Linked DNA regions of Mus musculus: region 1 is linked to region 2. A link is a loop called in an ENCODE intact Hi-C map of the cell type or tissue named here. Cell type or tissue: left cerebral cortex. All regions are shown on one strand. Each heading gives the region's core, and the rest is flanking DNA. Links, peaks and the distances in the headings are about the cores only.

Region 1 (8,138 bases), core at 1,175-6,174, 80 kb after region 2:
TATGCAATTGCTTAGCAATATGCTTGCCTGCAGCAGAGTTAGTGGAATGGTAGAAGCCTGGCCTGGTTTTACTGTGTGTGAGTCCTTTCCTGTCTGCAGCAACTCAAGTGGCCCAGAGCTGTTTATGTGACAGAGTTAGGGGGGTTTCATTGGCCTCCGCTTCCACTTTTGCAGAGAGCTTTCAAATTGTAGGCACTCAGAATAAGTGGTATCATTAGTGGGTATAAAATGTCCTAAGGGTATGGGAGGGGTTTGAGCTTCAGTACTTCATGAAGAGGGGCTAATGTAGAGGCTCAGGTGTCCAAGGACGCTTGGATCCTGTAGTAACGCTGCAAGGTAACCTTGGCTAAATCACTTGACCTTCAGCACCTTTGCAATTAGGTAAACAAGTTCATTTGACCTCTACTGCGATACTGCAGGTTGCTGGGCAATGTTTGCCAGGCACACTGACATCTTATTAGAGCATGATTTTAGGGAAGGTTTGCAGGAGAGTAGTTCACATAGGCATTTCCACATCTAAGATCCTGTGTAATTGCATGTGTCACAGAAGACATCACCTGAAGATATCACTGGCAGAATAATTGTTTTGTTTCTCTTTTTTGAAAGGTGGAAATGGTCTGGCTCTTTAGAAATTTGATCTTTTGCAACTAAAGTTACAATTGCATGTATAGTTTAATCAGTATTTCAGAGCTTAGGTTCATGTTATTTTTCTCATCAAATAATGACTCGTCAAGGCAAAACAGTACTAATCTGAGTTTCTCCTATGCTGTCACTGTTGGATACTATTGGGCTTCCATATTCGTTGGAAGGTAAACGATACAGTCTATGTTGGTGCTGTCCAACCCTGAAAATGGCTAGTGCAAATGAAAAGCATCATTTTAAACTTCATTTTATCCGATTCACTTACATTTAAAAATAATCAAATGGCAAGTTGGTACATGCCTATAGTTCTCCTAATTTGGGATGCTGGGGCAAGAAGATTGCCACAATTTGAGACTAGCCTGAGCTACAGAGTTAGACCATGTCTTGAGAAACAAATAACTAAACCCAATAAAGCAAAGGATAATTAAAATGTAAGTAACCATATATCTTAACTGGTGGTAAAATAAATGTCCGTAGAATTATTAGTGATCATCTATTCTTTTAGATCCTGAGTCTTAGGCTGAGTCTCATTGGATAGAGGACGAGAAGATGAAAAGAGAAGGGAAGATATACTTGGGTGAGGGAATCAGAGAGCAGTGAACTAGAAGCAAGAAGAACCTGGTTCTGTTACTGAGCAGGTAGGCAGTCCCCTTGGTGTGAATTGAAAGTCCCTATGACAGGCAAAGAGGTAAGAACAGGTTCAGGGAGGCTAATCAATGTTTCTGATATTATACAACTAACAAGCAGCAAGCCAAGCTTTAGGACTTTAGAAGACAGCTTTCTTTCAGATGCCAGGTTTCCCAACAGCTCGCTTCACCAAGATGGTTAGGAATCTGGATGCTGGATTTACGCAACTTTAGTTGATGGCCGTGATCATCTCTAAATTGAGAGCTGAAAGGTGCATCATCCAAAAGTTCTAGGATTGTGAAAGAAATTCTGCAGAGCTCCTAACAGTTCCTGGCTTGTAATAACAGTTCAGTCAGCTTTGGGCCAGGCTTATTAAGTCAGAACTAGACCAGAGAAACAACAGAGTAGGCGTTAGTCAATCAACCCAGCTTTTAAAGTGAGGACTGCCTTGCTGAAACTCTTACAGAGAATAAAGGGAGGGAGAACCCACGAGTGGAGCAAGTCTGGAATCTAGAGGCCTCTGAAAAGCACTTGCACTCTTGACCAGGTCTATGAACTCACATGAACAGATAGAAACAAAATGACTTTCTTTTCTTCTAAAAAAAAACCAAAAAACAAAAAACAAAAGCAATGCAGGCTGTCTTAGATAGAAGACTGTCTTGAAAGCAGCTAGGAGGATGGTCTGAAAGCCCACCCCCTACAGTGACGCACTTCCTCCAACAAGGCCACACCTCCCAACAGTGCCACTCCCTATGGGTCCTATTCAAACCACCACACAGGCTAATCCGGGATTATTTTAAAATCTCAGAAAGAGACTGGGAAGCAGATTTAGTCTGCTGAAATACACATTAAGGCGATGATTGATGTTCATATGTTGGTATACACCGTTCCAGTTTTCTCTGTTTTTATCCGTGTGTGCCAGCTCACTCTTTATATGTACATCAGGGACCTAGAGAACTTTCATACTTTGGGGTTGTTACTTTGACACACAGTTACTTTGTTGTCAAAATTGACATTCATGGCTTTATCTTCAGCCCCTCTCCAAGGTCTTAGTCCCAGCCCCAACAGTGGGTCCACCAACATTTTTTTCCACCACAACCAACAGGGTTCCATTGCTCCTCACACCAACTAGTACTTTATCTGTGCTTTAAACTTCTGTAATGAGTATGTAGCTGTATGTAAGTATAGTTTTAATAAGCATTACCCTAATAACTAATGTTGTTGTTACCCTCCATTTATCTTTAATCAGAGAACATTTTACTTATTTTCTATTCATCTGCATTTTTATTGTCTACTGTTGTGTGTTTGCTAAGACCTTCAGTAGGATGCTAAGTGGAGTGGTGAGAACAGACTTCCTTATCATATTCTTGCTTATAGGGAGAAAAAAGTCTTTTCTTTCAGCATTTAATATGATTCTAGCTCAAGGTCTAGTGTAGGTGCTCTTTATTGCCTAGAGACATTTTATTTATTCATTCATTTATTCATTTATTGGTTACTGAAAGCATTGTGCATAAATATTGAGATGAGCATATCTATCGATAGATTTTTCAGTATTCAGCCAGTCTAGTATTCCTAGGATAAATCTTTGTCATGATATGCTATCTTATTATATGTGTTGTATTTGATTTGTTGTGTGTACTTAAAGAAGATAATATAGTAATTTATATATACACTGATTGGCAATTTTTTCAAAATTCATATTTTCTTAAATCTAGAAGAAATAGATGTTTATAATAAAAGCTTGTGAAGCTGGAAAGATGGCTGTGTGGTTAAGAGCACTTGCTGTTCTTCCAGAGGACCTAAGCTTACAAACACCTATATTGGGCAACTCATAACTACCTGTATCTCTAGTTCTAGGGTATCTAACAAACTCTTCTGACCCTCATAGGAACACACACACACACATACACACACACACACACACACACTTCAGCATATTTGCCTTTCTCTTTTCTATGTTTCTTTTGCTGTAGGAGTAGACAGTTATATGTATTTTATTTCAAGTTCAGTAGATTCAAAATCTGGGCTGAGAAATGAGAAATTTCCAGCCCACACAAACCAACTGTTCTAATTAGCTGATAAACCCTGAAAAAAAAATTTGCATCTTTAGCAGAATATGAAGGGGAAACTGCTCTATGTTTAAAAGCCATTATCAGTGACAAAGGTCAAGGGAAAGGAGGAATGCAGGTACTAGGTTCCTAGAAGTTTCGACTGCTGTGTCTCATAACAGTCTTTACCCTACAACAGTGCATTGACATTTTTAAAAAACGTTCTTTCATTAACAAAAATTTCTGGCGCTAGAGAGAGCATCGGCCATCTTTTAAGTTTTATTTTCTAAGACATTTTAATTTTGAGATATGTCTTCCCTAAACAAGTGAGCCCTTTCATTTTTTAATTAAAAAAAAAAAGATGATAAAAGTTAAAGCATTCCCTATTCCAGAAACATGAATAGTTTTTAGGTACCCTCTTCAGACTTATTTTCAGAACTTTAAAAGTCTGGACACCCCCTCCCCCAGTTTTGCTTTAGGAGACTCCAGCTGGTTACTCCTCACATCCTCATGAAGGCACGCCCTGTTTTATATGTGGGACAGAGCTCAAGATAATGGCTAGTCTTACCCGAGGCCTCATGGCTACTAAACATTTTTTTTTTTTTTTCTGAGACTTTGTTTGCTCATTTGTTTGGGTTTTTATCTAGACGGAGCGGGGAGGCGTGGAAGGGGGAGGGGGCGGGAGCTCCTCCGGTCCCTGCCCTGAGTTAATATGATTCTAGGTCTCTCAAACATTTGTATGAGAGGATGAACTTGGATGTTTGTGTTGTTTCTCCTGCTTTATACTCTCCTCGCATAGACCACAGCTGAGAGTTTTAGAGAAAAGGCGCTTTGGGCAAGTGCAAAGTGGTATTGTCGAGTTGCTACTGGAGCTGACTGTGAGGGCCAAGAAAATAGGACAGAGAAAAAAGGAAGTAAAATAAGTCCCAGTGAAACCTTCTCGCTCAGAGGAAGGAAAGCAAACACTGAAATATTGCTTTTTCCTGGCTGTCTATTAAAGGAGAAATTTGCCTACTGTGCTGGAAGAGTCTTTTATCCATCGTTTGGTTGCTGTGAAGCATCCAGCCTGAGGTTTGTTTTTGTATGCACACGGGCTCATTCTGTTACTCACAGTGAACGCCACTGACAGTGTGTGTAGAACAGTTTCAACATCTCTCTGACTAGAAACGATGTCGCTTTGCTTTCATCGGTCAATAATTTGAACCAGAGCCAGTTCTCAGAAACAGTGCAATCAAGATGTTTTCTGCCAAATCGATCTATATTTGTGAAATATCTAAGGTTGTTGTTTGCATGATGGTCTTGTTTTATTTGAATAATGGACTGACTTGTCTAAAATAAAGTGCTTCTTGAGCATTTTGTGGAACTTAACATAGTTTTGTTACTTTTAAAGTTTATGTCAAAGGTACTGTAAATTAATAAACTAATATAAAACCTTTGAGTTTAGCAGTATAGAATTGTAATGATATATTATGCAAGGCAGTACCCCAACATTCTATTTTCATAAGTCCAAGGTCATCGGTCTAAATTACAATTATACAATTTCTGTTATTTTTACTAGTGATTGGTATAATTTGACTAATTATTGCCAAAACAATAGAAGTTGGCTCTGACTCAAGCTGCAACAAATGGTTTTCTATGGGAGATGAACAAGGAAACAGTGGCTTTTTTTCCTCTTGTCACTCAGTGAGGCACTGTGATTAATCATAAATATTGGATGGGGGAGTGGGCATATAGAGAGCTTTCTTTATTTTCCAAGATCTTCTTACTTGGTTGGGATAGAAGGCAACCCTCCAGAGAGAGATAAATGAGTGTGTTTAGAGAAACATCACTTTGACTGACTAATTGGAAGGATGGTGGAAGAAAATCCCACAGGAAATGGCCTGGAGCCTATGACTTTTAGAGTCAATGCTTTTCTTAGGCAGAGCAAACATTCTTTTTAATGGCATAAAAATCCATTTAAATTGAAAGTGCCATCTGCCAAACCTTCTAATCGGACCACAGGTTCAGGAGTAACCATTATCCAATAAGGAAATAATAAAATGTTTTATGAAATATAGGATGGACTTGTAGACAGTAAGAATGTGATTATTAGTGGGGATAATTTTGAAAACACACTTGTATTTTTAGGAATTTTAGACATCACATGGTTTATTAAAAATCTTTTTAGCCTTCCCAGGGTTTCCCAGAAACTTCTTTGACTGTTTTTGCCTTAAGATTCAAATAAACTGAAAGTAAGAGATCTTGGTCATTGTCACTGTGCCAAGGTATGAGATATGTATGAGAGCAGGTAATACAAAATCGCAGTGCCCCATAAGGCGTTCAGGAGAACAGGTTCCTCCAGCTGGCTGTGCCCTTAAGATGCTTGGATTTGCATGAGAGTTTCTGGGAGTCCTCAGTATCTCTACTGGGACTCAAACCCCTTGGCCCCTAGGCACAAGAGATGAGTGTCCACAGCTAACAAGTCCATTCTGGGCCAAGCGTTCCAGCTCCAGATGGTGATGTTTCTTGCAGCCACATCAAGGCAGAGATGCGAACACAAATTCTGTCTTACGACCACCTCTCGTAAATTCTACGCAGAGCTTTCCCATCCCCCTAGGCAGTTCACAGTCTGTTAGGCAGTGAGTCATGCAACAGCAATTGTCTTCTGTGAGGCTGGCCCTTTGGGGTGCAGGCTCTGTAAGCCCAAGTTGTTTGTAAAGCATCACAGATCACTCTATCAGGATGCAAAACCAAGGGGACTTTGTTGTTCATTTGTAGCCTTTGCCTGTGTGTGCCTCATGCACTTCATGTACCTCATCCTTGTCCGGGAAATCCTCTTGCTTCAGTCTTCTGAGTGATGATATTAAAAAAATTTGTGTTACTGCAAAAAAAAAAAAAAAAAAAAAAGACTTGGAATCTCTTCATGGAAACCATAACAGGGGAGGGAGATGGTTCGGGGGCTCGAGTGTTTGTCATGAAAGCGTGAGGATCAGAGTTCAGATCCCCAGAACTACATAAAGGGGGTTGTGGTAGCTCATACCTGTAATCCTCGAGTGCTTATGACAAGAGAGGAGGCAGAGGTAGATGGGTGAATCCCTATCGCATGCAGTCCAGCTAGCTTAGTGCATACAGTGATGAACAGCGGGAAGCCCTGCCTCAAGCAAAGGAGGACCAGGAAAGAAGAGACTGCACAGTCACAAACATGCACACACGTTTTAGAAAGGACCCACAACCCTGAGCCACCGAGCTCTGCTTTCATAAAGTTAAGGAAATCCCCATTGAAAACAACAGGTTGAATGTAGCATTAAGCATGCCACCGGAAGTACCAAGTGAAGTAAGTTGTCTTTAATACAGTACAGAGAATCACAAGTTAACTGATCCTTTTTCAGATCTCTTTTAAATGTTTTATATTGCTGACTGTAGAGAGGACCACCTCATTTTCTTGACAGCTAATGGTAACTTGGCAGGAGCTAGAATCACCACTATAGAGTCATCTTGGGAAAATAGAAAGGGAGTTGATTTTGGAAGGTAATATATATGTATATATATATATATGAATATATGCACTATATATGCACACACATATAAGCACACACACACACACATACCATATGCTGTAAACATGTCAGAAATAGAACACAGTTGCCTGGGTAAAATTCTGAACCCACCAGTACCAGCTATGAATCTGTTGATAAATTGTTTAACTTTGGGTGAACCTCATTTTCTTTAACTGCAAAGCAAATATATATATATAACTACAGTTGCTTCAAGGAATTGCTGTGAGGAATTATTTAGAATATAAAAGTCTGAACATAGAGAAACAATTCAAAGAAATTTAAATGTATCCTATAGTTACAAAATAGATACATTCTACCAAAACATGTCTGTCTGTCTCCCTCTGTGAATGTGTGTGTGTGTGTGTGTGTGTGTGCATATGCGTGTGCACACTCCCCTCAGCATTAGTAGGATCTCCTGAAACTGTAATTACTCCCAAAGTTGTTTAAGTGCCCCCAAAGTCTCTCAGAAATTAGATTATTAAATTCAAAAATTTCAGGCCAAGTTGCATTTCAATAATTCTGAAAGTCATTATTACAGAAGCTTGAAACCCATTCATCTTCTCTTTGTCCTGGTGGAGAAAGCTGTGTCATCTCACAAGCCCGTTTCAGAGGAAGAAGGCGAACATGAAGCCACAGGATGCCTTAGTTAGCATCTATCTAGCCTGGTCCCCATTCATGGCTCACTTCACATCCGAGTTCATGCTTTGAGTTGTGTATGGATTACAAGTTATGAGCTGAAATTCTTGTTCATAAGTCAGAAAATAAAGTCCAGTTCTTGGCTTTCTAGGTCATAGAATTCTCAGATGCTATTAAAGATTAGTAGAGAGTATTTTAAAAATTGTACTCTTGACCTAAAAAGTAATCCTTTCATTTTAACTTTTGAGCTTCTCTTATAAGTACACAGACTGTAACAGTATTCTGTTGTTTAGCAGAAGCCATGTTATATCTCTCAGATGCCGTGAAATCATAAACCGAAGAAATCAAAGTCAATTTATGAGCCTTCCAAATCTTGTGAAGGAAATAGCAAGGGAATGCTTAGAAAAAGTATATTTATCTCTATGAAATATGAAAAATAATTTCAATGTGCTTCCCTAAGTGAGTCTGTATGCCGTCTATGCTGTGGAAGATTATGACTGCATCGAGTTGACTTTATACGGTGCTTTGGGGAACTGGCATAATTGAAAGATCTGAAGATAAAAACTAGCATCAATTGTGCCGAAAAGTTCCTTTTAAATAAGATCTGTTAAATTACACTGCAAAGTATGGAGGAAATATTTCATTCTAT
Region 2 (8,138 bases), core at 1,088-6,087:
TTCACCTTACTCCGTCTCCATTCCATACTCATGCTTGTGGGTCTAGCTGACTCACTTTCCCTTATGACTTCTATTTAAGGAAGATATGACCTTAAGTCACTTATATGGATAAATAGGTATATCTAGGTAATAGTGTGCACAGACAATTCCATTACCATTTAATAACTATTTACAGCGTAAAAGTAAGTCTTAAGTAGATGGGAGAAAAATTAAATTAAAATGTCTACCAAATGATCAAGCCATGCTAAAACTCTTCTAGCTATTTTAAGACACTCTTTTCTTATTTTAAGAAATACTAATTCAGAGAAACCTTCCATTATGCCCCAACTATGTTAGGTGCCTTCATTATGGTCTCTCCTAGCATGCTATCTGTCCCCTAGCGTGGTACCCTCGGGCCATCCTGGACTGGAACTGCTTGTTAAACTGTCTATCTCGCATCCACCAATGTAAGGGCTTCCTCTGACTGTCGTTTTCAGATTCTGATCACTGGCGCAGACCACGGCACATAGCTGACAGTCAATAGGCATTTGTTGTATAGTTGGATGACACTTCAGGCTCACCCTTGACTTAGAAAATCAACAAGTATGAATTATCACCCTTCCCTGTCTCTGTGCTATTATTCTCTGTCCTGATTCTCTGGAGGCCATGCAAAGGGGAACCCCGGTCTCTGATTCCTTGCATGTCAATCAGGTAAAGGAAACTATCAGAAACTCATTAAGTGCCACATTCAGCCAGAGAAGAGATCCTGGAAGCCTGAGAGGACTGAGGAGGCCAAGGGTGTACCTGAAGAAGAAGCTGAGGAGGCAGAGTAGGAGGGCTTTGCAGGGACAAGGACTAAGAAGTGAAGCCAGAGATGAGTCCAGAATGAGGACGGGGAGGAGAAGGAGGAGGAGGAGGAGGAGGAGGAGGAGGAGGAGGAGGAGGAGGAGGAGGAGCAGGAGGAGGAGGAGGAGGAGGAGGAGGAGGAGGAGGAGGAAGGAATTATAGGTGGAGAATACAAGAACTCTTACCCCAGCCCCCATGAGTGTGAGAAGTTAGGCTGGGTTTTCTGGAAGATTTTGGAAGCCAGACAAAGATGTCTGAGCTTCAGATACTACCTAGGAGGACATCCGTATAGAGCTTTGAATAGGAGAGTTTAATGTTGATTTGAAGGCAGTTTAGGAAGAGGGAAGACTGGAAAGAAGGTGGCTGTCCTGAGAATGGCACATTGTAGCCATTGTAAGTGTCCCAGCGTGAGAGGCTAAGGGGTGAATGAATGAAGGGAAAGGGTATAGCTGGAAGATATTTTGAAGAAGTGTCAGGCTAGTCTCGGCTAGAGGTCCATTTTAAAAGTGCGAGCTGCAAGTTCCAGGGAACCTGTGGCTACAGTGGGGGTGGCAGGTGAGGCAGAACCCTTCATGATATAGGTCTTCCTGATGTGGGGCTGGAGGAATGGCTTAGCGGTCACTAAGAGGAGCACTGTCTGTTCTTCCAGAGGTCCACATGGGTGGCTCACAACCGCCTATAGTATGATCGGATGCCTTCTTCTGGCATGCAGGTGTACACACAGAGTGAGCTCTCTTATACATAAAATACATAAATCTTTGTTTTGTTTTTGTTTTTTTTAAAGATCTTTCTGCTGTTCTGATTCTCTTGTCTTCCCTAGGGCTGTCTTCCTCTGGACTTTCTGCTTAGTCCCCCAAGCGGCTGCTTCTCCAGTACACGAGCCACCTGCTTACTTTGGTAAAAGCGTTAGGTTCCAGGTAGGCAGCAGTTACAGTTTGGATTGAGATATCCTTCAAGCTCCGATCTCCAAGGCCTGCCTCCTAGACGATGGATTGGTCCACTGATTGGTTCATAGCTGCATGGGCTATTAGGGATTAGACCTAGTTGAAGGGAATAGGTCACTGTGAGTACAGGACACTTTCAAGGTTATTTCTTGTCTCTGAGACCGCTCTGCCCTCTCTGCTTCCTTGCCACTGTGAGATGAGGAAAGGAGGGTGGGTGTGGTCTCTAAGGCAACCTTGTTTGTGTCCTTTGGCATGAGGTTCTCTGCCTTGTTGTAGGGCACTGTCCTTTCCTCTTCCTCATGCCTGAGCCAGTGCACTAAGACGTCCTGACTCAGAAAACGCCCCTACAAGCAGTGAAGCCGTGGACACTGGTTTGTCAGTGGTGAAACACTAACACCCTGGGTCAAGGCTCACTGAACTCCTGCTGCCTTGAGCATGTTGAGTCCCTTTTGGACTGAGTTCAAGACCAGGCACTTTAAAAAGGGAGGGAGAACCTCACTGGAGGGGGTATAGAAAAATTTGTTGCTGTTGTTGTTGCTATTGTTGTCATTATTCTTGTTTTTTGAGACAGGGTTTCTCTGTGTAGCAGTCCTGGTTGTGCCGGAACTCGCTCTGTACACCAGACTGGCCTCAGACTCACAGATCTGCTTGCTTCAAGCCTCCCCAAGTGCTGAAATTAAAGTCATGTGCCACTACACCCAACTTTATTCTTATTATTTTATGTGCTAGCTTTTGGCAGCCATCTCTACGGCCTCGCAGTCCTGCCTTCACAGTGCTTCCCAAAGGCTTTATTTATTTATTTATTTACTTATTTATTTATTTATCTATCATTGGCTGGTGTACGTGTGTGTGTGTGTCTATGTATGTATGTATGTATGTATGCATGCATGCATGCATATGTATGTGCAAGTGCCTGCAGAGGCCAGATGAGGACATTAGAGTCTTTGGAGCTGGAGTTAAAGACTTTTGTGAGCCTCCCAGCGTGGATGCTAGGATCTGAACTCAGGTTCTGCTAATTGAGCCGAAAGTTCTTTTAACCATTAAGAGGTCTCTCTAATCCCCAATGACTGTTCTTCATGGTCTTAGCAATCTTCACCTTCATACAAAAGTCTTCTCTTTCCAAACACTGCTCTGGGAGGGCGACTGTACTGGTGATGCTTGTGCCAGCCCTGCCTGCTCAGCTCCTGATCTGGAGAACCTGGAGCCTCACTGCTGTGGTTTATCTCTCTGGTGTCATCCTCAGACAGGCGGCCTGCTTTCATGAGCCCTTTGGGGCCATTTGCTCAGCTTTTGCTATTGCTGTTGCAACGGCGTTTTGTGTCTGACCTCCTGGCAAGCTGTAGTTCATTGCTAAGGAAGCTGCCAGAGGCTAAGCCCAGCTGAGGGTCCCAAGCTCATGAAGAAGGAAAAGAGGTTGGGAGTGGGCTCTGAGGCAACCTTGGTCTTTCTGAGTCAGAAAGGGAAAGCAACCAGCTTAGCTGGCATTTTTGGAGCGTTCCCCGATGGCAGTGATGGTTATCAGTGTCATGGTTCAGTCCTCTTCAGCTCACCTAAACCCCACTGCCCAACAGACTTGACCTCCCAGCAAAATGTTGTAGCTCTCTTCAAGATACACGCCATCTGAAGTAAGTCTCAAGACAGCCCTGAGTGTGCGACACAGATTCATGCCTCCATTTACAGGTCAGCGCCCTGGGGTATCAGTGGGCCTACCCCCACTTTCTGAGTGTTTTCCTTATTCTCTTGCCCAAGCCGGAGGCAGCAGTGTGTACACTATGCCAGTGCCCCATATACTGACTCTTCTGATGCTTAATCAAACAGCATTAATCAAATAGTGTTGGAAGAATGTTATGAACACTGAACGCTTTCATTTATCAAGTCCCTTTATTACATGGCAAGAAAATACTTCTAGCTCTTAGAGGCAAAGTGCCATAAAAATTAGACACATGGCAGTTCCTACCCACTTCTCTTCAGGGCCGTTCTGGTTACAATGATGTCACTGTTAGGCATTCAGGCATTCAAGGATGTAGCAGCCTTTCTACCGGCAGCTTAGGCAAGTCAGCGCCGTTCAGTGAGATTAGCGTCTTGAACAAAGAGAGCCCGTGTTCTGATCCCAGCTGGCTCACTGTACATCAGTGGTGCAGTCATGTAGCCTATCTGGCTTTGAATTCCTCTACCCATGAAGAAACTGAAACCCCATGTTCTCAGGAGTCACGCTGAAGACCGGTGTAAACACTTCAGGTTCACACCAAAGGCCAAAGAAAGGGCAATCCTTACAGTTGAGTCACATGTTCAGAGAACCACAGGGCTAGATTTTGAAAAATCCTGTGAGCATCATAGAATATATTCACACAAACTAAGACAGCTGCAATGTCCCTAGATGACAGAGTCTCCGGGACTGCCATCTTGTGTGCTGTCTGCTGCTTTTTGAGACGTTATACAGCGTGTGACTGTAATTTTCTGTTTTCCCCTTCTTGGGAGCCAAGGGAAGAAAGATCTCTCCCTAACTCTGCTTTGCCAGAATCCAGACAGGAACTCTTCTTTCTGAAGTCTATCCTCCCCACTGTCACAGGGGCAGACGATACTAGTACTATCAGATTGTATCCACCCGTGTTTCTGCATGGGCAGCGCATCCTTAGGAACAGGCAGCTTGTCTCTGAGGCAGGTTTCCTGGGTAGATGCAATTATTCACCCAGCTGGGAAGAAATGAATACTATTTATGTCCTCCTCAGCTAACTGCCTATTCCTCCACACTCAGATTTGAAAATAACTGGCTTGGTTGGCTCACCTGACTTCTAGGCTCTGGCTGTCTCGGTCCTTGAATCTCTTGATAAGCCGGACCTTTGCCTGTCTGGGCCTCAGATCCAGTCGCAGCAGGAGTCCTTGAATTAGAATAAAGTCACTCTGCATGCAGACAACAGGCTGTGCATCTCAGGAGTCCAGTAGGCTCCTCTCAAGTGCCCTTCCCCACCCCCCACCCCCACCCCCCAAGATGACCTCAAGGGGTTTCAAGGTCCTGTCTGTCCTGGGCTGACAAGTTACTGTGTATGTTTCCTCACCAACCACCCAGGAACAGTCCTGTGAAAAAGTGCTGGTGACGAGTCTACACTTAAGCCTACATTTGGTGGGAAACAGCCAGACATGATTGGCAGCGTCTTTCCTAGGTGTGGAAGGGAGGGCTCACATGTATTCCAGGTATTTGTTGTTAAGGGCCTGGCTCTATGGTCTTAGATCCAGTCTTCTATGGTTTTAAACATCTTTATTCAGCTCACAGATTCTCCTCATGGATGCATCGCACAGCACTGTGTCTTCCTTGATAAGAATAGCATGCTTAAAAGCACACATTTGCACTTTATTTTAACTGCCCTTCTTAATACAGTGATTTTTGGAGGAAGGATTTTTTTTTAATGCTACAGAGTTCTTTGGGGGAAAAAAACGTTAGAAATAGATACTTGAAATTTTTCACCCAATAAATGAGGCTTTACTGGTAATTACTATATGCCAAGCTTATAAAAATGAAACGACACAGACTCTCCTTGCAGAAGCCCATGCTCTGGGCTGGAAAAGTCACATGCTAACAAGTACTATAGCTGTATCATGAAGTGTTCCCTCCAAGGGAAGCTGCTATGGTATTCTTGGAAATACAAATGTTTTCTTCACTCGTTTTCCTTTTCTGAAGAGGCTGAGCTGCTGCAGGAAGATCTACACCCGCCCAGTTGTGTTCCATCAGGGATTCTCAATTCAGAGTGCCACAGATCCTCTGTGCCTGTAAAAATGCTTCCAAGCAGCAAGCAGCCCCTGAACTGGCTGCTGTTCCCAAGCGAGGTGGCGGCAGCTCTCAGCCTCCTGCGGTCCATGCTGCTGCTTCCCTGTGCTCCTCGTGTTAAGTGCTTAGCTGTCTACTTAGCTCATGAACAATCTGTTCCCTAGCCCTGAGGCCTCGGGCTCCAGCCCCTTCACCTACTCATATTGGGAACTTCATCTGAAATCAGCACCGCTGCCCGTTCTTAGCACTGCCAGTCCACTCAGGCCAGTCCTGACCCTGAGTCATCTGGCATGCACAGACCCATTTCCACTAAGGGTCACTGTGTCAGGAGTCACCCATGCAGCTGCAACGTGGTGTGGCGGGAGAGCTGGGAAATGCCTGTGCTGCTTTGGCGCTGTCCAGGTATTTCCGCATTTGTTTTCCTAGTGACTCCGGGCTGAGTTACAGGGCTCATCAGCATGTTTGGCAATACAGAGGCACAGCCTTGGCCTGGAGACGGCTTCAGCCATCTGTTCTTTTCAGTGATAGGGAGAATGAGGCTGGGTTTGCTAGAGCCTGAGAAACACAGCAATGGTTTCTGAGGAGTGTGATCAATCCCGGTGCACATTTGGCTTTGCGTTTGTCTACGGGGATACCTAAAGTCACTGGGTGGTGGCCAGAAACTTGTGGTCAGAAACAGAAGGCAGGTTGTTGGTTTCTGAGGACTCAGGGAAGAGAGTGGGAAGTTGGGATAAATGGCTACAGAATGTTTAGAGTAGAATGATACAAATATTCTAAAATTAGAGAAGTAATATTTGCCCAACTCTACAAATACCCAAATCCCCTGTATCATATACTTTAGCAGAGCTGGGGGTCAAACCCAGGACTTTGTGCAAGCTAGGCGAGTACTGTCTACCCCTTACCCTAAATTACAAAGTTTAGAGGGTCTTTTATTGGATAGAGAGTATATCTCAATAAAGACATTGCTTTAAAAAGAAATCCATAATTTATAGTGAAAATAAATCTGAAAAGTTAGTCCACGAATTCCCGCAGTGTGTTCCTCAGTGGACTTATGAAATTATGCCAAATTTGTATCCTCACTTGAGGGGTTAAGTCAGCTGGAAAGGCAGGTATGCCCTGGACACAGGGCCCCAACCTCTACTTTCTCTCTGGAAGACTGGATCTGTCTTTGAGGGGACACATAGCGTTCATGTGGAATTGCCCTCAGCTGTGGTATCTGACCTCAACTCCTTCTATGACCAAAATCAAAAACCCTCCAAACAATCTTCTAAACTCCACAGGTTATACTTTTTAGCCTCTAGAAGTGTTCCACATCTGGCCCCCAACCTTCCCTCCAAACCAGACCCTGAATGACCCTGATAAATGCAACCCAGTTGTCCAACACCCACCTCTCTCCTGCAGAACAAAACCAATTGCAAACAGATGGGAATTTCCACGTGGGCCAAATGGACATCAGGCAGGAGAACAGAGGGACCCTGTTGGGAGATGTTGCCTAGTAGGGAGGCAGGCAGGAGTTCACTTCCTGGGGGCCCACTGGCTGTAAAGTGCTCTGAGATATGAGTACCCCAGGGGAGGGGAAACTGTAGAGGCCAGCACAGCTAAGTGCTGTATTTGGCAACTCCAGGAGGAAAGGGCTGGTGGGAGGACAGGAAGACTCAGAGCTTCTAGAAAGCAGACACTTCCTACTTAAAAGATGTCTGAGGAGTTGAGTGGGGACTCATGGGGCCTTCTGTGAAGACCTGGACTGGATGGGAAGTTCATTTGACAGAGAGAATAGAAACAAGACAGTTCATTTTTATTTTTGATGAAGTGAAACTTCAGCTTTAAAAAAAAAAAACAAAAAAACCAACAACAACCAAAATCTTGTGGTAACCAAAGTCTATTTCACAGATAAACACAGAAAAGCGCCATTGGCTATAGACATCCACCTTCAGGAACTGTGCCCTGAAAACCACGTGAGTGGCTGTTTGAAGGTCATGAATGGATTTGACTGAGCTGTCTAGCAGGAGAAGAAAACAAGCAAGCAGAAAGGGAAGAGTTTAAAATAACAAGGGGAATCTTTAAATAGAGCTATAGAGCTGCATAATGAACCTAGTCCAAGGGTTACAAACAAGCTTTTCCTTCAAAGTTTCTATGGTAACTAGATAGAATCTACAGCAAGAGTGTTGTTAATGAAATACTTCTGGGCCAATGTGTAGCAGTTAAGTAATGCATAGTGACTTTGTACAGGCTCCAACACAGGTCATGTTTTAGCTGCTGTGTCCTTGATTCCTAGCAAAAATTAGACATTGAATATGGTGAGACTCGGGTTACTACAGGCCCTGATTTATCTCCATAGCAGAAATCTTGAAGGCTGGTGTTGATCCAAATCACTTGGAATGAAAAGAGATCGCCCGCTTCCTGGTTCCCCTGCCTTCAGCAACAGTTTAGGTCCATTTGACACATGTGCAGTGTTAATTTGGACAGTTAGAGTAAGTGCTTGTGACTAACTAATTTTATCTGTACACAAAGAACAAACACAGTCTGCCGAGGTAAGTTGGAAGCTATTTTTGAACGTGTCTAGGAAGCAGTGGAAAGGCTTGGACATGGGGGCCAAGCAATGATCC

What was found. Hi-C counts contacts between places; a loop is a spot of excess contacts. Peaks named below come from ENCODE experiments on the same cell type or tissue, not always from the same donor. Only the 100,000 strongest peaks of a DNase experiment are listed, where the experiment ranks them.
Region 1: a loop joins it to region 2, with 2.2 times the contacts of the local background. A loop is called at or near these places in 3 of 42 quality-filtered maps.

Annotation. Positions count from the first base shown.
Region 1 is chr12:52,470,296-52,478,433 of GRCm38, forward strand. It overlaps Gm35135 (predicted gene, 35135), which reads right to left. Exons shown (of 3, transcript NR_136881.1): 3 at 5,444-6,177. Among named protein-coding and RNA genes, the nearest start is that of Gm35135, 6.2 kb to the right of the region's middle. In left cerebral cortex, for the core only: no CTCF peak of the experiment used is centred there; DNase peaks (open chromatin) are centred at 3,313 and 4,216; H3K27ac peaks cover 1,539 bases.
Region 2 is chr12:52,390,724-52,398,861 of GRCm38, forward strand. No RefSeq gene overlaps it. Among named protein-coding and RNA genes, the nearest start is that of Gm40423, 33 kb to the left of the region's middle. In left cerebral cortex, for the core only: no CTCF peak of the experiment used is centred there; DNase peaks (open chromatin) are centred at 3,887, 4,412, 4,993 and 5,675; H3K4me3 peaks cover 239 bases; H3K27ac peaks cover 972 bases.